Linked DNA regions of Homo sapiens: regions 1 and 2 are each linked to region 3. Evidence: chromatin loops called from intact Hi-C (ENCODE). Cell type or tissue: heart right ventricle. All regions are shown on one strand.

Evidence for each region. A loop is a pair of places that touch in the nucleus more often than their neighbours do. Peaks named below come from ENCODE experiments on the same cell type or tissue, not always from the same donor. Only the 100,000 strongest peaks of a DNase experiment are listed, where the experiment ranks them.
Region 1: it touches region 3 in a loop (5-fold over the local background); 4 of 110 quality-filtered maps call a loop at or near these places.
Region 2: it touches region 3 in a loop (6-fold over the local background); 29 of 110 quality-filtered maps call a loop at or near these places.

Annotation. Positions count from the first base shown.
Region 1 is chr15:92,210,793-92,218,792 of GRCh38, reverse strand. No RefSeq gene overlaps it. Among named protein-coding and RNA genes, the nearest start is that of ST8SIA2, 180 kb to the left of the region's middle. In heart right ventricle, no CTCF peak of the experiment used is centred here; no DNase peak of the experiment used is centred here.
Region 2 is chr15:92,379,988-92,387,987 of GRCh38, reverse strand. No RefSeq gene overlaps it. Among named protein-coding and RNA genes, the nearest start is that of ST8SIA2, 9.9 kb to the left of the region's middle. In heart right ventricle, a CTCF peak has its summit at 4,259 (motif pointing right); no DNase peak of the experiment used is centred here; H3K27me3 peaks cover 2,576 bases.
Region 3 is chr15:92,273,304-92,281,303 of GRCh38, reverse strand. LOC107987227 (a long non-coding RNA gene) reads left to right here and starts at 3,556. Exons shown (of 2, transcript XR_001751663.2): 1 at 3,556-3,677; 2 at 4,088-4,301. In heart right ventricle, a CTCF peak has its summit at 3,365 (motif pointing left); no DNase peak of the experiment used is centred here.

The DNA of each region.
Region 1 (8,000 bases), 63 kb after region 3:
CTGGTTTCTTCTTGCTGATGTCTGGCAATATCTACCCCAGTTAAGAAGTGCTCATGACTGTCTCTCCTTAAACACGTCTATATTCCTTAGATTTTATTGTCTGAAACTTCAGCTCTCCCATGGGTTCAAGATGAGTTGTAAATTTGACAATAGTCTGGCATTTTGTTGTTCTTGCTGTTGTAAGGATTAGAAGGATGTCCTCTCCATCTTTTTATATCCTAAGAAGAAAGCAGAAATACCTCTCACTTCTTTTAAATGAATCAATACAAGCTACTGATCTTTCCACGGTAAACAAACAAAAGTGAGTCACTTAATGAATTAAGTCTTTAATAGTGTATGATGCCTCATATTAATTATATAATACTTTTACTTCAGGTAAAAGTATTTAAGGTATATTTCTTGGCCCTTAGTAGGTAGTTGAATCAATTATCTGCCATTATTCTTTCAAGGCAAATGTTCCTGAATTACCCAAGGTGAATGTTATTTTTAGCCTGTATTCTTCTTGTCCAGGTAATTGTTCATTTCATTTATTTTTCTTATTTCCCCAGTTAATTGCTTTAAACAACATTCTTTAATCTTGCATTTTCCTCATCTATAACATTTTATGATATTCCTGCACAGGAATCTGATTGGTAAAATTGAGGCAACTTGGCATATACAAAAGCATAATATCTAGGCACCAAGAAGTCTAGAATGATTGACAGCTTTGACATAATTGCCTCATTGTACTAATGAAATAACACTCCAATTCTGTCCATTTTGCTATGTTCATTATGGAATGTGAGTTACACAGTGACGAAAAAAATTAGAAGATATTGATAAGATATTTTAGTCTTGTAAGCTATCATTTATAAAATTTTCTGAGTCAGGTTTGGATAAAACAAAACCTATTCTTGTGATATTGATGGATATTATGGGGTCAATAAAACCCTAAGATGATGTGAACTGAAATCTTCGTTGTCACTAAGAGATCATGGCTATCCAGGGAGTGGTGAAGCTTCTTGTATCATATAATCCTGAAGAAAACTATATTCTTGGCATTTTCCCTTTAGATAAAATTATCTTATGAAAAAGCGTGGGTCTCCAGCTGAAGCAGACATAAAAACCAGGTCTTATCATATGCCATAAAAGAAAACATTATTTAAAAATATTTTTTTGATTATACAAGTAGTATAATTTTTAAAATATAAAACATCTATCAGAGTTGAGAAAGAAATTTTAGATCTTTTAAAAATAGAATAAGAAAATCTAGCCTGGTAGCCTTAATGGTTATATTTCTTTGTAGAGACACACACATAAATATCCATATATAAGCAATCTTAACCTTAAAAATAATATATATGCATGTTTATATATATATTATCAGTGTCATAATATATACAGTTTTTTATCCTGCTTTCTTCAATCTTATTACATCAGAAATATTTTCCCATGTCATCAAAAACTCTTCATAAATATTTTTTAGTGGCTGAATACTATTCTGTTTTATAGTTGTGCCACAACTGGTTATAAGCCTTTTGTGTATTAAGGTTGTTTCCACTGTTCCAGTATTGAAAATAATGCCATGATGAGCTTATTTATATATAAATCTTTATCTTCATTTTTGATTACTTCTTAGAATCCATTCGTGGAAGTAAAATTACTGATTCTAAGGGGATGAAATTTTTTATAGTTCATGACAGATATTTACAAATCATGTTCTGGAAAGTTTTAACAAATAACATTGCTACCAGTAGTTTGAGTACTGAATACTGTTATTTTAAAAATCCTTGTCAGTGGTGAATCATGAAGAATAGTATCTAATATTTCACTTTTCATTTATTTGCTTAACACTGGATCTGTAATTTTTTCCACTTTTTTGTGCCATTTGCTTTTCATTTTTAATGAAGTGCTTATTGATGTTGTCTCTTTTTATTGATATCGTTAGTGTTTCTCACTGATCTGTAGGATTCATAATGAATAAATAAATATTTGACAATATATTTTCTTCTTATTTCTACTTTTTGGTTTTCCTATGTGACCACCATTTTGCATTCCCAACAAAAATGTATAAGCCCTCCAGTTGGTTTATATCCTTGCTGGTGATTTGATATTTTCAGCTTTTTAAAATTTTTAGACATTCTGAAAGGTGTTTAGTGGTATCTCACTGTGGTTTTATTTTGCATTTTCCTAATGGTTAATGATGTTGAGAGTATTTTTCAGGGGTTTATTTCCCATGTGTATCTTCTTTGTTGAAGTGTCTGTTGAAATCGTTTGTTCATTTTTATAAGTTTGATTATTTGCTTATTCCTGAGTTTTGAGGGTTATCTACTCTGGATATAAGTCTTTTTCAGATATATGACTTGCAAATATTTTCTTGAAGTTCATGGCTTGCATTTTTATTCTGTAGACAGTATGTTTTGCAGAGCAGATGTTTTTAATGTTGGAGAAGTATAATACATTTTGTTGTTATTTAATGGACCATGCATGCCTTTGGGATTATATCTAGAACTCTGGTACAATATCACAATGATTGCCCCATTTGTTTTCATTTAAAAGTTTTATAGCCTTAGATTGTCTATGATTCATTTTGAATAACTTTTTATGAGATGTGAAGTATATTTGAGTATCTTTTTTTATATGAATATTCACTTGTTCCAGAAACATATGAAAATACTATTCTTTCTCCAGTGAATTGCCTTCGTGACTTTGTCAAAAGTGAATTGACCATATGTATGTGGGTCTATTTCTGGACTCTATTCTGTTTCTTAATCTATGTATATAATCTTTCAGCAATATCACAGTGACTTGATTTTTGTAGGTTTAAAATAGTCTTAAAACGAGGTAGTATGGGTCTTCTGACTTCATTTTCAAGATAGTTTTGTCTCTGCTACTTTCTTTGCCTTTCCATATAAGTAATAGAACCAATTTGCAATATCTATAGGAGATTCTGCTGGGATTTTTTATAGCATTGAATCTATAATCAATTTGGAGAAAACTGATGTCATAAACAACACTGTGTCTTTAATCCATGAACATAGTATATATCTCCATTTATTTGGTTCTTTGATTGTTTTCATCAGTATAGCTTTCCAAATACAGATTCTATACATATTTTGTTAAATTTATACTTAAGTATTTCTTGAATTTTGGTACCATTGTATTTTGTTTCAAATTTTGATTTCCAGTTGTTCATTTCTAGTATAAAGAAATGTGACTAAATTTTGTGTTGATCTTATATCCTAGGGTCTTGCTAAACTCACCTATGAGTTCTAGGAGCTTTTTTGCATATTCTTTAAAGTTTTCTACGTAGACTATTATGCTGTCTGTGAATAGAAACGTTATATTTCTTTCTTTCCAATCTATATCCCCTCAATTTGCTGACTAGAAATTTCAGCAAAATGTTGAATAGAAATGCTAAGTATGAACATCTTTTTTTTTCCCTGACATTAGGAGAGAAAGCATTAAATTGTCTGCTATTAAGTAGGATGTTTGCTGCAGGTATTTTGTAGATGTACTTTATCAGGTTAAAGCAGTTCCTTTCTTCTAGTCCCAGTTTGCTGAGTTTTTTTTTAAATCAAAAATGGCTTTTAAGTTTTGTCATTCTTTAATTGCATCTATTGGTAGGACTATATGATTTTTTAAATATATGAATATAGTAAATTACATTGATTTTTTTTGAATGTTGAATTGATCTTGCATTACCAGAATAAGCTAGATTTGGTTGTGAGGTATTATAATTTTTATATATTGTTAGATTTGATTTGTCAATACTTTGTTGAACAGTTTTCTGTATTTATGTTCTCAGGAGATATTGGTTTGAAGTTTATTTCCTTGTGTGTCCAGAGTTGGTTACTTCCAGTGGGTTCTTGGTCTCACTGACTTCAAGAATGAAGCCAGGGACCTTCGCAGTGAGTGTTACAGCTCTTAAAGGTGGCATGGACCCAAAGAGTGAGCAGCAACAAGATTTACTGTGAAGAGCAAAAGAGCAAAGCTTCCACAGTGTGGAAGGGGACCCGAGCGGGTTGCAACTGTTGGCTGGGGTGACCAGCTTTTATTCCCTTATTTGTCCCTGACCATGTCCTGCTGATTGGTCCATTTTACAGAGTGCTGATTGGTCCATTTTATGGAGTGCTGATTGGTCCATTTTACAGAGTGCTGATTGGTCCATTTTTACAGAGTGCTGATTGGTGTGTTTACAATCCTTTAGCTAGACACAGAGCATTGATTGGTGCATTTTTAGAGTGCTGATTGGTTTAATTACAATCCTGTAGCTAGACACAGAGTGCTGATTGGTGCATTTTTACAGAGTGCTGATTGGTGCATTTACAATTCTTTAGCTAGACACAGGGGACTGACTGGTGCATTTACAATCTTCTAGCTAGACAGAAAAGTTTTCCAAGTCCCCACTGGACCCAGGAAGTCCAGCTGGCTTCACCTCTCAATCCACCCTCTAAATAGTACATCCCAAATGCTGTTGGGAATTGGGCGATGACCACTCTAGCTACTTCCTGCTGGATAGGGGCAAAGAAGGGGCCCTGCAGTTGTAGTTTCCTCCAGAGGGGAATTCTTTAGGCCAGCCAAAGGGCCAGTGGGTCGATCCAGGGGTCCTTGGTAGAAGTTGTTAGTTGAGCTCAACTAACAACTTACAAACGGGGTTCCATTTGTAAGACCTTCTGTAGCTTGATGGCCTCCATCCTAGGGGAAACAAATTTGACAAGGAGGTTAAAAATGCAGGGCCCAAAGGCGAGTAATAGCAAGATGGCTGTCACGGGACCTAGAAAGGGGAGAAACCATGTCGCCCAACTCCAGAAGTTGGTAAAAGAGTTTGAAAGGCGTTGTCTGATTTCAGAAGCCTTTTCTTGTAAATGCCGGGTGGCATCTTGTACTGTCCTTGACTGGTTAGTGTAAACAAAACACTCTTCCCCTAAGAAGGTGCAGAGTCCTCCTTTCTCAGCAGCAAGGAGGTCTAGGCCTCGGTGGTTTTGGAGAGTCACTGCTGCCAAAGAGCCTATTTGGGATTGTAGAGTAAGGATAGATTTTGTTATTTCTTGCAAACTGTCTGAGAAATCCTTTGAGAGTGTGTGGTAGTAGGATAATGAAATAGATAAACTGGCTATTCCGGTTCCTGTAGCAGTAGCATTCCTAACCCTATAAGTAGGGGTATTAGTCGTATGGCTCTGTGCTGATGGACTTGAGATTTGAGGGGTACTGATAGGGTCTGATTTCCTGGGGCAATGTTAATGTTAGGACTTAGGAAGACTAAGGTGCAGGTGCCTGTCCAGTTAGTGGGGAGGCAGATATAGGTTGATGTTCCACATAAGAAGAATATACCTTGGCTGGATAGACAGAACTAGTTGTGTATGTTAAAAAGGTATGTGAGTTTGTCGTTTTTATTTTCCCATGCTCCTAGAGTACTTGCCAAGGTAGCTCCAGTGAGTGGCTGGAAAGGGGTGTTGAAAGCAAACTGAGTGGCTCCCTGTGTTCTGTTTTCTCCATGGAGAAAAAAACCGTTTTGTATCTACTAGGAACCATTCAAGAGAATGATTGAAAGAGGGGATGAGAAGGCATTCACTAGTGGTGGGGGCGCTGCTGCAGGGGGTCCAGGGGTGAATGGTCATGCAGGGAGTACGTTTGCCATTACAAAACCTGGACTATTTGTTAAGCAGGGAGGAGGTAATGATTTTTGGAGGCCCTGAGAAGCGGACAAGCCATCCGAATGGAGCTGTTTGGGGGACTTGGAAGTTACTATGATCAGTTGGGGCTTGAAGTTGTAGGGTGAAATTACACAGATGGGGTAGTAGGTGCCCCAGGGGCAGGCCTGGTAACAGGTTGCGTTAGATGCATAAAGGGGCTTGGAAAGTTAAGATGGTATTCACAGTTACAGGGCTATGTATGGGCTTTTCATTGCTTGTGTAATAGGTGAGGTTGGAAATATAAGAACATAAAAGTTGGACTGCACGTCCTGTTAGGGTATTCTTGGTCCCATCAAAGATGGGGAAGTTGGTTAATGATTGCATATTTAGAAGTCAGAAAGGGTCTTTTCCTTCATAACGAGGGTGGTAGGTTAAGTTGGTAAAGACCCAGTTTTTTTGCAGGAACAGGAATGGCAACCTAAGCATAGGTTGATAGAGAGATACAAGGCCAACAGTCATTTGCCATGGAAGGATTGAACTGGTTTAACAGAGAGTGGGTTAAGTTGAGAGTCTTGTAGAGGTAAATAGGAGCTAGTGGAAGAGGAGGGGTGATTGTATGGGTTATGCAAGGAAGCAGGAGGGATAGATAGGCAAAGAGTAAATAGGAAAGTAAAGAGGGTGCTCTGGAAGATGAGATCATTTTATCCAGTTTGTGTTAAAGGTAGGAGTAAATTGCTGTCAGAAGGAAGGAAGATAGAAAGAAGGTTGATGTGATTAGGGTTTTCATCCCTGCAGGAGCTACAGTATATAGACCTATTGCAAAGAGTATGGTTAGTATGCTGCTTAATAATAAGATGAAATAGTAAAAGGATTCCATTAAAGGGGTAAGGAGAGGTGTTAAAGATTATGTAGGTTTTCACTTACCTTTTTTAAGGAGGAATGGGGCTTTTCCTCAGGATCAGTGGTAGGAGCCTTTTTAGTCTGGGATGTTTCCTTTCAAAATAGGAGATACAAGTCCTCCAACAGTTCACAGGTGTATCGAGGCTGGTCTGGCTGATCTGGCTGATCTTGGGACTCCCGAGCTAATGGTCCCACAGGGGATGTCCAAAGTTTAACTCGGGTGTGGTGAATCCAAGATTCCACTCCTGCCACCTTAACTGCAGTGGGGGTAAAAAGGATTACCAAATATGGTCCTTCCCACAAAGAATCCATAAATGGGGAGGTAGAGGGGAGAGATTTGACCAGCACTAGATCTTCTGGTTGAAACAACCTTGTTCCCTTTTCTCTGTGACATCCTTCAGGTAAGTTTTTAAGGTTTCGTTGATACTTTGCCAAAAAAGTTATATCTTTGACCAAGTTCCTGATCAAGTAGGAGGTCATTTTTGAGAAAAGATCATCCATACAGCATTTCATATGGACCCAGCCTCATTTTATGAGGAGAATTTCGGATTTTCAACAAGGCCATGGGCAAAAGAGTAGGCCATGGGAGATGAGTTTCTTGTGTTAGTTTCCTTAAGTGCCTCTTGAGTGTTTCATTTGCCTTCTCGACCTTCCCTGAGGATTGTGGCCTCCAGGCACAGTGAAGGTGATGTATCCCTAGCATCGTGGAAATTCCCTGAGTTATCATGGCTTTAAGAGCCATACCATTGTCACTCTGTAATCTTTGGGGAAGCCCAAATCTAGGAATTATTTCATGAATTAGGACTTTAACCACTTCCTGAGCCTTCTCTGTCTTATAGGGGAAGGCTTCTATCCAATTTATAAAGTTATCAAAGGACCAACAAGTATTGAAATCCCTTTGACTTAGGCATATGGGTGAAGTCTAACTGCCAGTCCTCTCCTGGATAGTGACCTATTCTTTGTTCCCCCAGAGGAGCCTTACAATGGACCAAGGGATTATTGCTTTGGCACACCTCACGGGCTTTGACTACCTGTCAGATGGTCTGGAGGAGATTTGGCCCTGTAAATAGGGACTTGGCCACTTGATGAGTGTTCTCAATACCCGTATGAGAAGTTTGGTGGAGGATTTTAAGTATGTTCCACTGGCTGGCTTTGGTTATGAGTACCTTTCCTTCTTCTGTTGTCAAGCACCCTGAGAGGAGAAAACTATGCCCCCATGAAAGTCCCCATTCTGTTTCAATTGGGGAATACTGGGGCTTGATCTCTTGGACGGGATTGTTCCATACCAAGGGTCCTTCCATAGGTATTTCTAATGGGAGGTTCCACCTGGCAGCAATTCTGGCCTCAGCATCTGCCTGACGGTTTCCTTCTGCCTTTTCTCCTTCATCTTTTTGATGGCTTTGGCAGTGTAAGACCACCACCTCCTTGGGTTTTTGCACTGCGTGCAATAACTCCATGATTTCCTTGTGGTATTTAATGGGGGTT
Region 2 (8,000 bases), 110 kb before region 3:
ACCCAAAATGCTAGTGACTTATTCGAAACAGAAGTTTATTTCTTCTTCATGTGCCAGTCGTCCAGCAGGCAGCCAGCACTGGTTTTGCTGTGGTTAGTCTGCGAAGTCCTTAGGGATTCTGATCCTTCCAGCTTCCTTTCCACCATCTCCAAGGTGAGACTCTTTCCTCTTCTTCCATCAAATCCAGGTTCCAAGCAATAGAATAGAAGCAGAGATAATAAGGAAGAAAGAGGAAAGTTCCTGACACCTCCAGAGATGCTCCCATTTACACCCCTCTGTCTGGACCCTGTCCTGTGTCCCCCCGCCAGCTGCAAGGGATGCGGGGAACAAATCCTTATTCTGGGCTTCTGTGTGCTCAGCTAAGACTCAGTTTTGGAAGAAGGGAGGGAAAGATGGAGGGGGGTGGGGACAGCCGGTAGCATCTGCCACAGTGAGAATGGAGAAGCCCATCATAGGATTTTTCTCTCCCATCTTCAGCTCTGCAGGCAAGTCCTCACCGGCCCTGTCTTATGCTTGGGTGGAGCAAGGACTCGCCAGAAGTCACTCACCATTAATGACAGAGTTTGTGGGCAACAAAGCTCTTTCTGAAGCTGAGCTTCATAACACTGCATCTTCCTATTTCTTAGCATCTTACTCGGCTACGTTGATTTCTTTGTTTTCACTCCAGGGAGGCAATATAATGGTTTAGAGCAATGCTTTGGAAACTATTTGTGGCAAAGGACCGAATTTGTTTCTTCTTAAATCTCCAATTGATTTCAGAGTGAGTGTCCTACTATCTGAATGGTATTCAGTTCACACTAGGTGCCCCTCGCCAGCCATGCAAGTTGTGTGCCCCCAGACCCTTCATCAATAAGAGTCAGTGATTATGCACATCACAATGTGAAGTTGCCACAAAGGCATCTAAATGCTTGTCCTGGATTCCTACACTTATCTCAGCATTGACCAGTAATATACAGTTCATAGATCAGCACTGGTCCCTGGACCACACTTGAGTAGTTCTGGTTTAGAGTTGATTCTGAGATCACACCTATCGGGGCTCAGAACTCATCTTTATCTTTTGCTATTTGTGTGATCTTGGTCTGTTTTAGTTCCTTGATGTTAAATGGGAACAATAATAATACTTAATTCACAGGTTTTAGTAAGAATAAACTAAGATAATGTGTCTAAAGCACTTAGCAGAATGTTAGCATAAAGTAAGTGCTCATTTCATAGAGAACTTTATTATTTATGATAATGCAAAAATAGAAAGGATAAATATATATAATTTTTTATAAAACAGCAGTTATCTCAAGGTAGTAAAATTGGCATTGATCTTGATTTTTCTTCATACTTTTCTCTGTTTTATAAATTTTCTACAATGATCATTAATTACTCTGTAATCAGGAAAACAGTTATTAAAATTTGTTATGCCTATTTTCTCTGCACTGAGGTTCTTTTTTTGCCAGAGCTTAATATTCTTTCTCAATAAACGATATAAGCACACATATTTAGTAAAATTGGTTTTGCAGACAATTTTCAACCTTTCTTTGATGTTTTGTAAGCATCTACCTAATATTCATGTCGCAATTTTCAGGGGAGGAAAACAGGCTGTAACACATTCCCCCATTGGGCCAAAAACCTTGGAGACACTTCAGGGCTCCTTTCTTACATCCTGTTCACCTTGTGACGACCTCATCATCACCCAACCTGGATGTCTCTGTTCATGGCTGAGAATCACAGCAAACCCCCAGCTTTTGGAGTGAGGGGGCGATTCAAAGAAAATACGCGGTGGCTTCACATCCACGTGGTGTCCCAGTCTCAACAGCAAACGCAGGCAGAGCGGGCTATGTCCCCGGCTACCTCACCATCGCTCAGACACCACTGCTGGTGATTTCGTGCAGGAAGCAACACAGAAGATACATTAACATGGGGGAGGGGTAGACAAGTATGAGGATCATAATAAAGAGACTTTCCAAATCTCCACAAATAAAGTCCTTGGTGAGGTCTTCCAGTCATCCCGCACTGCTCAGCTCTCTGTGAGAATAATTATCGTCACCTTGAATGCAGCAGCGTGGAGACTACTACATATTTTGGAATAACGTTTTTTCTTTGCTAGGAGAGAATTTATTGAGATAAAAAAGACGACAGTAATTTAATTTTCCTTGGACGGTTTCTTAGAGATCTGTAAAATCCAAATGGTCTCAAACTCTTCCAAACTCTAAGCGGGCATTATAACTATTTAGCATTTATTAGTGTTAACATTTGTTTGGAAAGACTATCTTTATGACCTAGTAGTGTTGCATGCTTTTGTGTTACAAATATTCCTTAGGGTACATTGAAATCCCAGATATAACTGAGGCATAGAGTAAATGTTTACTAACAGGGAGATAATTTTGGCAATTCTATATAGGGATCTATAACTGTGTATCTGCCTCTATGTCAACATGTTATAATATGGTAATAGCTATGATTTATTCACTTCCAAATCCTTGGGCAGTAACAGAACCCTCCGTTATATCCTTGATCCAATGGAGAAAATGCAGTCCATCTTGGAGGTTTCTGGAAATTCACTGAGATGACAAGAGGGCACTGCATTGCTCTTAAGGTCTGAAAGCAGTTCAGTAAATTTCCCTAAAGTGGCCCTGGGAAAAGCCATGGCCTCAAGCTATCTGACATCACTGGGAGGTAGATTGGGCTCATCACAGCAATCCCTGTGAGCATCTAAGTTACTCACACACTGAGTCAGAGAAATGCGTGTGACTTTCCCAATATAGCAGAGCATGGGCCGGAGAGAGATCAGGAAGGCCAGCTTGAGCTTCTAGTTTTCTTCCCAAGGGAAAAGACTGGGAGTCTTAGAGGAGGAAAGGCTCTAGAGGTGGTTATCATACCCCTCTAAATCCCCATAAGATCTTTAGCCAAACTCTCTCAATTTTACTGGAGGGACCCACGGGCTCAAGTCCATCAGCTTTTGGCTGTATGGGGAGAGTTCAGGAATGCAGAATCGGTAACAGTTAGATGCCCTGGAGGACTTTCTTAACCGATGTCCTTCTCTTTCCCTTTTTTTGGTCTGTGTGAATAATCCACATTTAGGCCAGCAAGGATACGTTTGAGAATACTGCATTTATGTTGCAGTTTTTAAGGTATAAGGGACTTCATCCGGCATGAGGACCACTTACATTTTCTAATGTTGTCTTTCTACCTTTCCAACTGGATTGCTAGCTTCCTGGCTCTCGTGTATTTTATAAAGCTCTTATTTTCTGTAGTGCAGCTCATTTCAAAAGGTAATATTCACTTGTGGCTCAAGGCCTAGCAAAAGGAAACCCATCCTCTCCTGCCCTTCTTTCCCTCTGGTTTCCAGCCTCTGGGAGGAACAGACTCCTCCCTGCAGGATGAGTGCCCGCAGCTCAGACCACAGCTGGCCTCTGGCAGAGGTGTGCCAACAAAGGAAGAAAACAAAAGCCAAGCTGCATTCATTTCAAGCTCCATTAGGGGCATGCATTGGGGTGAGGAAATCAGTGGGGAAGATGAAACTGGCAGGAAAAGAACTTCTTTTTCTCAGTCTCTACAATGGAATTCACCACAAATAATGGTAGGGCAGAAATCACTAAGCAACACCCATTTTAAAAATAGATAAATGTAAAAATCACATCCAATAAACATTTTTGGGGTCATTTCCAAAACATAGCTAAAAAAAAAAAAAAGATAACTGCCACTTTGTTCTTTTCTTCTTTACATGGCAAAATACCAGCCAGGACCCAGGATTACGGTACCCAGCCAGCCTTTGTGAACATCAGGTGCTTTGCATGAGGTACGAATTGTTGTTCCGAGGTTTGCTGCAGCCATTTGAAAGGATAAACTCTTAAGTATCAATAATATTGATGAATCATCATAATTTGCTAGAGAATAGAAAAACATTTTATAGTTTTGCTTTCAGAAGCCAGTAAAGAGAGAACTTCCTTAGGGAATGGTTAACCACTCAAAAGTCCTCCTCATTCTCTGACCATTACAATATAAAAGGTATTTTGAGAAAAGATGTGAACAGAAGTATAGTTTTGATGTTTGTAAATAGTCTCCACAGAATCAATTCTTACCCTGTTTTCATGCAACTTTTGAATCTATGGGAAGTTCCATAGAAGGAAGATTTTTTTTTCTCTCTTTCTCTGTTTCTCTATATCGGTCATTTGCTTTCTTTTATGCGGTTAATCTTGGCTGTCTTCATTTTCAAGGATTGGGTAGGTTTTCTCCTGCTGTTGTTGTCCTGCTGTAATAGCGGAGGGGGGCCACCAGGTGACACTGTGCTAGACGAGGGGCCCCGGAAAGACAGCGGACTTGGTCTGAGCCAGTGGCAGGTAAATCCTGGGGCAGGGAGGGGTCAAAGGAGAAAGTGAGAGGATGAGAATAGGAATTTGGAGAGGTTACAACCAACTGGAGGGCAAGAATCTTGCCTTTTGCTTATCGACTAACCTGAACTCCTGGAAGCCAGTTTCAATCACCATATAATTGGAACTGAGATGAAAAGTGGACATATTGTCTGTGGAAATCAGTATTCAAGGCAAACAAATCGAGGGGAGATGCACCTGTATCATCAAAACTTGGTTGGAAAGTCCAGGTAATCTCTGCAGATGGGTCTTTTCATTAATGCTGCTAGCCTTGGTGAAGAAATTAAATTTGAGCAGTTCTTCCAATAATCAATAATGAAAATCGGTAACAGATTGACACCTTGCATGATCAATGAAAATTAATAATACTTTGACACTTTGCACTATCCCTGATTTGGGCACAACCAGAGTAGGTGTGCATTTCTAGCTGTTTACATTTAAAAGTTAAAAAATATAAATTGTCTCCACTTTGCCCAGTTATCCTTATAGTATAAAATTAGACCGAGAGTCTTTCTCTTAATGCCCCCACCCCCTACTCTCCAAAGGAAGGTATATAAAACAGTAAATCCACTTTCTTGGGGGAGGAGGAGGGGGGTTACATTAACACAGCATTTGTATTCATGAAGTCTGCACCAAACATCAGGTAGTTACTAAATATCTTCCCCTTATGTACCCTGCACTGTGCCCAGCACTCTGGTAGTTAAGAAATAGAAGCCATAACTTTCCCTCAGAGTTTTTGCAAAAAGATCCCTTATTCAATTATGGGGTGATGCTTGTCACATGTTGCACAGATATAGCTGCACCTAACCCCTCATTAACTTAATGGATTCCTATAGTCAGTTCTCCAGGGATGTGGAATTGAAGCTGCTGAGATTCACAGAAAGTGTGGGTGTATTTATAAATGCATCTCCCATTACTCCCAGGTTCTCAAAAGGAGAGAGCTCTGTTCCCATAGCAGGTAAGGAGAAAGTGAACACTGTAGCAAGAAGCTGTCATCATTTGTTCATTCAGTTATGCTTTTTATGACACCTAGTTTTGCATCCCAAGAAGAGAAAGTCTGGTCATTTTTGTGTTCTTTGTCCATCTTGGAGTTCCTGATGGCCCACTTTGTATGATTTTTTATGTAGTAAGGACTGAATATTTTACTACACACGGTCACTTGTATGAGCCAATTGGCTTTGCTTAGGAAATGCTTTTGTTTCATGATCAGAGGCAACAATTCTACTTTTTAAAAATTACCAATTGTTTCTCAGGAATAAATCATGGATTATAAATTCATAGCCCACATATAATCTGAGCCACAAAAATATTTTGTTGGCCCAGCAACGTGTTTAAAAATGTTTTTGAATATGAAGGCCTTCAGTGGGCCATAGACATTCCAGTTCTTTACAGGGTCCCCACTTTTTGGTGATTTACATCTAGCCTGACTCACATATGAGAGGTTTTCAAAATGTTCATGAAAAATACATATTATGAAAAAAACTATGCATGGATTTCAAAAATTTGTTGCAAGAAAATAAACTCATACTAACTTGTTATAACATGTCTGAACAGGATCTAGATTGAGGCACTAAGAAAGATAAGACCTCAGTCTGAAAAGAGCCCCTATCAGAGCAACATGAATTCTGCTAAAATTGAAGCAAGAGCAAACATCAAATTTATAGTGAAGCTTGGATTGAAGTATGGTAAAATAACTGATGCTTTACAAAGATTTTATGAAGCCAATGCCCCCAAAGAAATTAGCAGTTTACAAATGAATAATGTGTTTTGAAGATGAAGCCTGCAGCAGCAGATCATCCACATCAATTTTTAAGGAAAAAAATTAATCTTGTTCATGTCCTAATTGAAGTGGACCAATGATTAACAGCCAACACCAAAGACATCTCAGTTGGCTCAGCTTACATGTTTCTGACTGAAAAATTAAAGTTGAGCTAACTTTCTACTCAATGGGTGCCAAGATCATTGCACCCAGGTCAGCTGCAGACCAAAGCACAGCTTTCAATGGAAGTTTTAAACAAGTGGGATCAAGATCTGGAAGCATTTCTTTGAAGAATTGTAGCAGGAGTTGGAACATGGCTTTACCAGCATGATCCTGAAGACAAAGCACAACCAAAGCAATGGCAACCAAGAGAAGGAAGTGGTCCCATTAAAGCAAACATGGATCAGCCAAGAGTGAAGGTCATGGCAACAGTTTTTTGGGATGTTCAAATCATTTTGCTTGTTGTCTTTTTGGAGAGCTAAAGAATGATAACATCTGCTTAGATGAGAGCGTTTTGAGAAAGTTAGCCACAGCTTTAGCCTGAAAACTGCTGGGAAAGTTTCACCAGAGAGTCCTTCTTCACCACAAAAATGCACCTGCTCACTCCTTATCAAACAAGGGCAATTTTATGATAATTTAAATGGGAAATCATTTGGAATTCACCTTATAGTCCTGATCTAGCTCCTTCTGACTTCTTTTTGCTTCCTAATCCTAAAAGAAATCTGTAAAGGGCACCCATTTTTCTTTAGTGAATAATGTAGAAAATATTGCATTAACATGTTAAATTCCAAGGACGCTACGTTGTTTAGGGATGGATTAAATGGCTAGTATTATCACCTACAAAATTGTCTTGACCTTCATGGAGATTGTGTTGAGAAATAAAGTTTATTTCTTCCTCTTCTTCTTCTTCTTCCTCTTCTTCTTCCTCTTCCTCTTCTTCTTCTCCTTCCTCTTCTTCTTCCCTCCTCCTCCTTCTCCTCCTTCTCCTCCTCCTCCTCCTCCTTCTTCTTCTTCCTCTTCTTCTTCTTCTTCTTCTTCTTCTTCTTCTTCTTCTTCTTCTTCTTCTTCTTCTTCTTCTTCCTCTTCTTCTTCTTCCCTCCTCCTCCTCCTTCTCCTCCTTCTCCTCCTTCTCCTTCTCCTCCTCCTCCTTCTTCTTCTTCTTATTTTTAGAGACAGGATCGTGCTATGTTGCCCAGGCTGGTTTCAAACTCCTGGGCTCAAGCAATCTTCCTTCCTCAGGCTCCTGAGTAGCTGGGACTACAGATGCATGCCACTATGCCTGGCTTCTATTTTTATGTTTCAGTTCCATGTTTTCCACGAACGTTTTGAAGTCCCCTCACACTTGTGATCTCTGCCTGGCTCCAGAGGCATCTGGGAAATGGAACAGCATAAAACCCACATATGTACTTCATTAAGGATGGACCAGAACCTTCTCATATAACAGATCTAAAATAAATGGGGATAAATCCCATACACTGTTCACAACATGGTAAATTGGAACAACTTCTCTTGAGGGCAATTTGGTGATATAATAGAAGCCTTGTTATATGGGGTTCCCATTATGTAGGGTGATTTGATAGTAAGAATGGAATATACAGACCCACCAGAAGGAGGCTGGCTTCTCCTGCACATAGGCATGCCCTGGAAAGAGAAGCATGCTTTACCACTGGGAGGAAGGGAGAGCTCTCGCCAATCTAACAAGTCCTTTATTTGGAGATCAATTAAAAAGATTTCATAAAGTAACAAGTCTTTAAAAAGAGCATTGTCTTCCAACTCAACAATGCCACTCATCTCTAGGAATTCTTTCCCAAGAAAATATATAAATGAGTGTGGAAATGTTTAGATACAAGGATGTGCATAACAGCATCACTTGTAGAAATAAA
Region 3 (8,000 bases):
TGAAAATGGTATGTTTATTTATTTAGCTATTTTTTATTTCTCTCAGTTATGTTTCGTAATTTTCAATGTAGAGATATTGCATGTATTTACAAATTAAATCCTAAAATTTTTATGTTTTTTGTGGTATTCTCTGTTTAATTGTTTTTATTTAATTCCATTTTCAACTGTTTGTCACTAGTACATAACATACAATTGATTTTTGCATGCATATTTTACATGGTCTGATCTTATTAAATAAATGTATTAGTTTTACTTGTTTTGTAGATTCTCAAGAATTTTCCATGTAAACAATCATGTCATCTTCAAATAAAAACATTATAGTTCTTAAATCTATGGTACACTAATATTTTGTTATTTGTAGCAGTATGTAATCATTTCTAATCATGTGAGTAGCACTAGTGAAATTTTGACAATGAACGAATGCCAAACACAATGGAGTTTGTTACAACATTGTTTATAGTTTCTAAAACTGTTTTCAACCAAATGTTCAACAGTAGAGGATTAGGTCAGTAAATTTACAGTACATAAACTTACGATGAAATATTGTGGAGCCATTCAAAGTCTCATTCTTGTATAGTCTTTAAGGGTATAGGAAAATTCTGATGTGTCATGTGGAAAACAACACTCAAGATACTAAATAATCAGAATACACTAAGTTATTCTGTGTTAAAACAAGAATTTCATAGTCTTGGTGTTTTAACACAGCAAAAGCTTATGATTCATAGGGATCAGCAGTCACTATGGATTCTCAACTGATTGTGCTCTACCATCTTGGGGCTCCAGCGTTTGAGATATGTGGCCCTTTTAGTTAATGCTACAAAGAAAGAGAGACTGGGGAATAACCAGGTTGTTCTAAGACTCCAACAACATTCCTGGCTTGCTGTCCCTGGAAGGAAGTTTATCTTATGAGCTACCACTGCCAACACACAGAGCACCTACATACCTACTATCACAGTAAACCAACGTGTTAATCAAATAATGGCCTGAGTTCCCAGAGTTCACATCATTTAAGTGTGCTGTGCACACTAGCCTGCTGATTCTCCATGTGGAGGAAGGAAGCATATCAGAATTATGTAGATAGATTATGTTTTTTATTAATATCTTTATCTAGACAGCTTTTACTGGAGATTGTTATACTTTTATTGGGAGTGGGGAAATGGGGCACTGGAAGAAAAAAAGGGAAACTGGGTATATGTATTTTGAAAAAACATTTTCCAAGGGACTATGATATGTTACTCCTCAAACCACTGATCTCAACTTTTCTTCATAAAAATGAACAAAAATTAGCAGCTTGAAGAGGTGGATCAAGCAGAGTGCCAGAAAACAGGAATTCAAACACACTGAATTCATATTTGCAGTGAGATTGGGAAAGAGATCATGTTTATAAAACAGGAGCAGACAGCCATGGGAAAGGGCAATGCTGAGAAAAAACAGATCTTGGAAAAACACATAATTTCCAAAAGAAAAAATAGCCTAAATATCACAATGGATACTTCAGAAAAAGTCTTAGAAATCAGACCAACTAATGTTATTCTCTTGGAATGCAAAAGCAAAAGTCAGAGATGAGAATTACAAATGAAAAGATAAATTAATCAAGCGATTAATAGAGATAAAAGATAAAAACAATCAATAGAGCCATAATAATAAAAAGATAAAGATAATCAAGAATAGAGCTAGGACTCAGTCAGCAGAATAGAAGTTCCAGGAGGAGAAACAGAAGAAGATGAAGAAGAGAAAATTAAAGAAATTATCTGAGCTGATATGACTTCAATAGTATCACCATGTGAAACCTCGCCTGTTTTTTTTTTAGTGTAAGTTCAGGCCCAAAAGGTGGAGGGCAGGAAACAATTTTGGAACGTAAGTCACAGCAGCTAACTGGTCAAAAGCCTAAGCTGATCATCCTAGCTCTATTTTTCACCACCTTTTTCCTGTTCCCCTTACCTTCTGCCAGCAACTCTGATGAATGAGTTTCCTTCCTGGTGAAATGATGCCAGCCTTCATTTCCACAGGATCCAAGCTCTGGGTGGTCCTGTCTTTACTGGATTTCTGCAATTTTCCGCCAATACGGTGAACCGTTGTCTACCAGACAGTCTCACTTGCTTCTATTGCACGACAGCAACCCAGTTTCCCCGTAGCCATTGGGATTAATTACCCCAGTCAGTAGAGTGACTCCTCCGCCTGTTAGTTTGGTGGTATGAGAAATAATGTGGTTGGGGTTCAGTGTCAAGCTATAATTTTATTGATATATCGCTGTGATCTCTAGCGGGAGTTTTCTTACCTTAGGCACCAGACACTCCAACCCCATCAAACTCAAGGTCATAACAAGGGAAAGCAATTCTTCAGTGGATTGTTTGGTAAAATAGGGAGAGAGACAACTCCCACATCCACACTTTACCTCCCAGACTCATGCATTCTGGCTATTGTAGTGGCCCTGCATATTGGCTGCTAATTAAAGGCATCTACTACGTCCTGTAGGGTAGCTCCCCAACCTTGCAGAATGTTGTTTCCCCCCAGTTCTTGTAATCAAACCTTTGCCATTTTATTAAGGCAGTTGCTTCTAGGTGATGGGGCACATAGTAAATCTCAAGGCTATACTTTTTTTTTTTTTTTTTTTTTTGAGACAGAGTCTCACTCTGTCGCCCAGGATGGAGTTCAGTGGTGCGATCTGGGCTCACCGCAAGCTCCGCCTCCCGGGTTCATGCCATTCTCCTGCTTCAGCCTCCCAAGTACTGGGACTACAGGCGCCTGCCACCACGCCCAGCTAATTTTTTTTTTTTTTTTTGATTTTTAGTAGAGACAGGGTTTCACGTGTTAGCCAGGATGGTCTCGATCTCCTGACCTCGTGATCCGCCCGCCTCAGCCTCCCAAAGTGCTGGGATTACAGGCGTGAGCCACCGTGCCCAGCCAAGGCTATACTTTTTTGCTATAGAACAACTGCTTTGCTGGAGACTATGTTGTTTGGGGTAACGTGGCAGCTGATAAGGCACCAATCATGATGCATGTGGAAGCACAATAGGCAAGAAAAGTAAGTCTATTAACAGAATAGGCATTTATCATGGTGAGGCCAAATTTGTTGCCCCCTCCATGATGAAAGGAGCAATGGAATCAATGTGTCCTATGTGGCTGCTTGGTATACTCAGGGATTAGGGCCATACTTGCCATTGGCTCATAGGGAACTCAGTGGTGTCAGGAACCAAATAAGCCTCGCTGGGGAAAGTCCAGGCTTCTTGACCCCAGCCATACCTTCAGGGCCACTTGGGATAAGAGCCTGAGCAAGCACTGGGGTGGCTGGGGAAAGAGGCTAACTGGCATCCACACTTAGTCATTACTGAGAGCTGGCACTGGAGTGGATGCCCTCTGGTGGGCATTTTTGTAAGAAATGATTGTCTTCTCTGTGCTCATTCTGAGAGACCCACCCACACATCTCTAGCCCAGGCTTCCCTATCACCAATTTTCCAGTATTGGTCTTTCCAAGTTTCTAGCCAGTCACTTACCTGTTAACCTCTGCCAATGACAATGTTGAGCCTTACTCCTGCTCTTCTCTTCCAGGTGAAATAGGCAGCCATCTGACTGTACTACCCAAAGTCTGCCCAAATGAGGATTTCCCTTCACCACTCTTTGAAGGCCACTCCTAGTGGATTTTACACCCTGAAAACCCCTCCATAAACTGGAGACTGGTGAGCAGGAATTCCCTATGAGGTCATCAGTGTGGGTAGAGGGAGAAGTAGTGAAGCATAAGGAAGAGGCACCTTGACGGGGAGAAAGCTACGTGCTCATGCCATTTACTTGTACCTTCTGTACTTGTTTGAGTCAGTCTCATTTAGATCTTTTCCATGTAACTACAGGTGCTGTGCCCACCTCTATGATCTGGTGACTCAGATGCTACCCAGTTCATGATGGGAAGTTTTCCTTACCGTGTACAATGAGCACACTGTTACTGAGGGAGTGCCCACACATGATGTTCTATGGGATATCAAAATAATCAAGATCCCTGTGCATTATATTATGACAAAGAAGCAGGGGAGTTATCATGGTCTCAAGGGAAAACATGTGGAGACAAATCTCTTCCGGTTATCTTTTTCAACAGAAATCGAAGAAATGGCATTTGCTGTGTTAATAGTTGCATACCTGTAGCCAGTGGCTGTACTGATTTTCTCAGTAAATTACCACATCTGGAACCAAAGCTACAGTTGTCATCCTCACCTGATTAAGTAGGTGATAATGTACAGTTATTCTCCAGACTTATCTGAGTTTTGTACAGGCCCAACAAGCTAAATAAATGGCCACTATGGTAAGACCCAGGACCCCTGTCTTTCTCAGATCTTTGATGATGGCCTTCTACATGCTGGAACTGGACAAATGAATCAGGGTGGGTCCCACCAGACCCACTGAGAAATTAATTCAATTTCTAGGGCTTGACATCGGCTCAGAGATGACTCTTATAGCCCTTGGAAAGTCTGGATATTTCTTTTTCCTTACTGCATAGTCACCCTGGAAATAAATGCAGGGCCCTCTGAGGAAGGCCTGGAGGTAGATGCACACTGTATACATGTGGTCGCACTATAGAGTTCTTCCTCAAAGAATCCAGCCTACTCTGGTTCTGTGTACTGGCCTAGGTCTGGAAAGTGGGCAAGAGGCCATGGAATCCCATTACAGTGATTCCATGTATTAGGATTCATTGTATTAGGATTCTGCTCACCAGAACCAGAAAGTTTCTTTCCACATGAGTCAAGTACACTTGAGTAAGTCTACCCATCGATTTCATTTCTAGGGACCCTACAATTCAATTAGTCATAGATGCTGTGGGTCAAAATACTTCCATTGCCACAAAAGACACCCCTGCTCATTTTAGAAATTGTGTCTATGTTGTTGCTCATGGTTAAGGGCTTCCACTCTGCTCCTGGAGCTACTCCTGGTACCAATTACAATGTTAGTCTAATCTTGTCAAAAAATAGATGGAAATTTCAGAAGGGTGAATGGGGAGAGTCTAACAAAGGAACCCTTTGCAGAGGTGCTGTTGGGTTAAGGGAACCCAATAAGACATGGTGAAGCATCCCAGGCCCAGGAAAAGTAGGGAGCTGCCACCTGCACATCCCCTGACCCCCAAGGCCTGAAAGGCAAGGAGATGGATGGTTTTCAGAAATGGTGGTGTGGGAACATCTAGTAGAATCTGTGGTCTTTGGTAGAGAAATGAAGCTACTGATGAGTTACTAAGGAGGATGCCGGGAAAGCGTATTTGCTGAATTTCTCCCTCTTCCCCCACCCATACCCCTTTAGATTTCCTGAAGGTCCTTCCCATTGGCTGACCGCAACCAATAGCCAGAGGGCAAAAAAGCCACCCTTCTCACACAGAGCGGGTTAGAAAAGGTGGACAGTGTGGATTTGAGGGTTGAACCGAGAAGAACATCCAGGGCAGGTGCTTTATCTGCCCTGGATAAAGCCCTAGATATGATTCAGCACCCATTCAAGAGCAAACTATTAACAAACTGTGGATTTAAAAAATGTCCCTAACTGGGGCCAAATAATCTACCAGAAAACAACAGCAAAACTTATACCTATTGGTGGAACTTTAAAAGAATTTCCATTTAGAAGCATCAATTTGCATAAACTCTTAACAGTGCATATGCCCATGTATGTCTTCCAATAATTTATTCTAAAATAATACTCATTCACAGAATTGATAGTACATTTATGTTCATTGCAGGATTCTTCATGAATGAAAAAAATGCTGGATGTGTTCAATAATTAAAGGTTAATGTAATAAAGTATAGCATAAACATACAATGGAATGCTGTGTTAAAAAAATTCTTTGTTGTTTTTCAGTTTACAATTAGCCTTTCCTGTGCACCTAACTATAGATCAGGCATGATCAGTCACTTTTTTAAAGTTCCATTTAGTCTTCATTATTCTGTTTGGTTTAACAGCAGCCATTTGTTTTTCAGTTTAAACACTTTTACGAAAGAGCTAGCCTTCTTAAGACATCATCATTGAGGCTGTAGGATGTCCAAGATTATTAAGATATAATCTCTTCCCACAAGGAACTCCCAGCTGAAGAGGACAAATAAGATGCCTGTATAACACACAATGTAAGAACTGTTATAGAAAATGATAAAGGAGAGGACTCCGGAAACATGCAATGGAGAGGGCTTTCTTTTGTCTGAGGTTGTAAGGAAGGCTTCCTGGAGGAGGAGGTACCTGTTCCGTGTCTCCACAATTAGGTATGATTTGACAGGTATACACAAGCAAAGGGCACCCAGATGGGGGAGCAGAATGTGTTGGAGAATAGGAAGTGGTGTGGCTTGGCAATGTTGTTCTTCATTATAATTGTGGATTAACAGAATTTTATTGAATAGCCTGGGACCTTCACCATCATTGTTTCTATGAAAAAGAAATGTTCTAATCTTTTAGACAATGCACTTTGAAGTGAAAACGTCTTTAGCAGTGAAGGCCTTTTTATATCATCTTTGAGTCTTTTGTGAGCACAGTTTAATCTGCCAATGATAATAATGCTGACTTTCTTTAACGCGCCACTTGCTGTTGGATTTCATGAGGTAATTTTTAAAGCAGGTGCCTCCTTATTGCTTATGTTGAAGATTTGGTCACGGAATATTTTGTTTTGTTTTTGTTTTTGTTTTTTTTGAGACGGAGTCTTGCTCTGTCGCCCAGGCTGGAGTGCGGTGGTGCAATCTCGGCTCACTGCAAGCTCTGCCTCCCGGGTTCACACCATTCTCCTGCCTCAGCTTCCCAAGTAGCTGGGACTACAGGTGCCAGCCACCACGCCTGGCTAATTTTCTGTATTTTTAGTAGAGATGGGGTTTCACCGTGTTAGCCAGGAATGTATGTTTCTCCCTGGGATCATCCCTTTGGGGCCAATAGTTTTTTATCAGCAGCATGTCATTTTATTTGAGGTTTCTTATAGCTGTTTAACAAGGCATTCAGTTGGAAATATATCTTGTAATTTTAATTGTCGATCACCACCCCTGGTAGGAGGGCCTTCCTCTTACCATATGGAATACAGATGTGAAGAGGATTGAAAGAGGGCAAATATAATGACCATCAATCAGGAATGTTCCAGGCTAAGGAAGAAGAGGAAATACCTGAGTGTTATCTAAATGGATGAATATGACAGCTGTTGGCCACAGGCTAGTTAGGATGTAAGAACAGTAAAAATTGAGATGTGGAAACATGCTGGAATAAAAAGTCCTTTGGCAAGATTAATACATGGAACGTGGCTTGTTCAAGGGAGGCACATATTTAGGTACTCTGCTGTCTTCTTGTAAAAGGCTGCTTGACGGGCATGAAGAAGTTCTTGAAGCAAAGCAGGTGCTACTTTTGCACAGCTGTGACCCCGAGTCTGCCAAGCAGCGGTCAGGGATGCAGCTGCTTCTTGTAATTAATCATCCCAGGCGGGCTCTGCTGCAGGTCTGCTTGCAGTTCTGTGTCCTGGGTCTTGATTGTGTCTTTTGACCACATTGCCTGGGACAGGTTGACCCTAGAGAGTGCGACAGCAGTTTTCTGGAATGTGATAAAGGGAAAAGGGGCCAGGCAGGCAGTTATCAGAGCTGGGAATAGTGCAACTGCTCCTTCAATGCAGTTGGTAGGAAGAAGCCTGGGTTGGTGCTCCATCATTATGCAGCAAACATGTGCAGAGCCGGTGGTCACAAGCATTTATCTTCAGCCATGTACATCCACTACATCCAGTCCTGCCACAGTGTCCTTGGGGTGCTCCAGCCAGAGCAGGATGGATTCCTGGAGTAAGCGTGAAGGCTGGCCCTGTAGACCTGCCGCCATCTAATCCCAATGGGACTTGCCAACCTGCCTTCCCCTGGTTCTGACATCTGGCATATCTCATGTGCTATAACAACTGAACTGCTTGCTCTTCCCCATGTTTCCTTCATGTCTGCCTTGACTCATTCTATTCCCTTTGCCCTGGAAGCTATTCCAGTGATACTATGCCCTAGAATCCAAATCCTACCTCTCCCTCCTCAAATGTCCCCTCC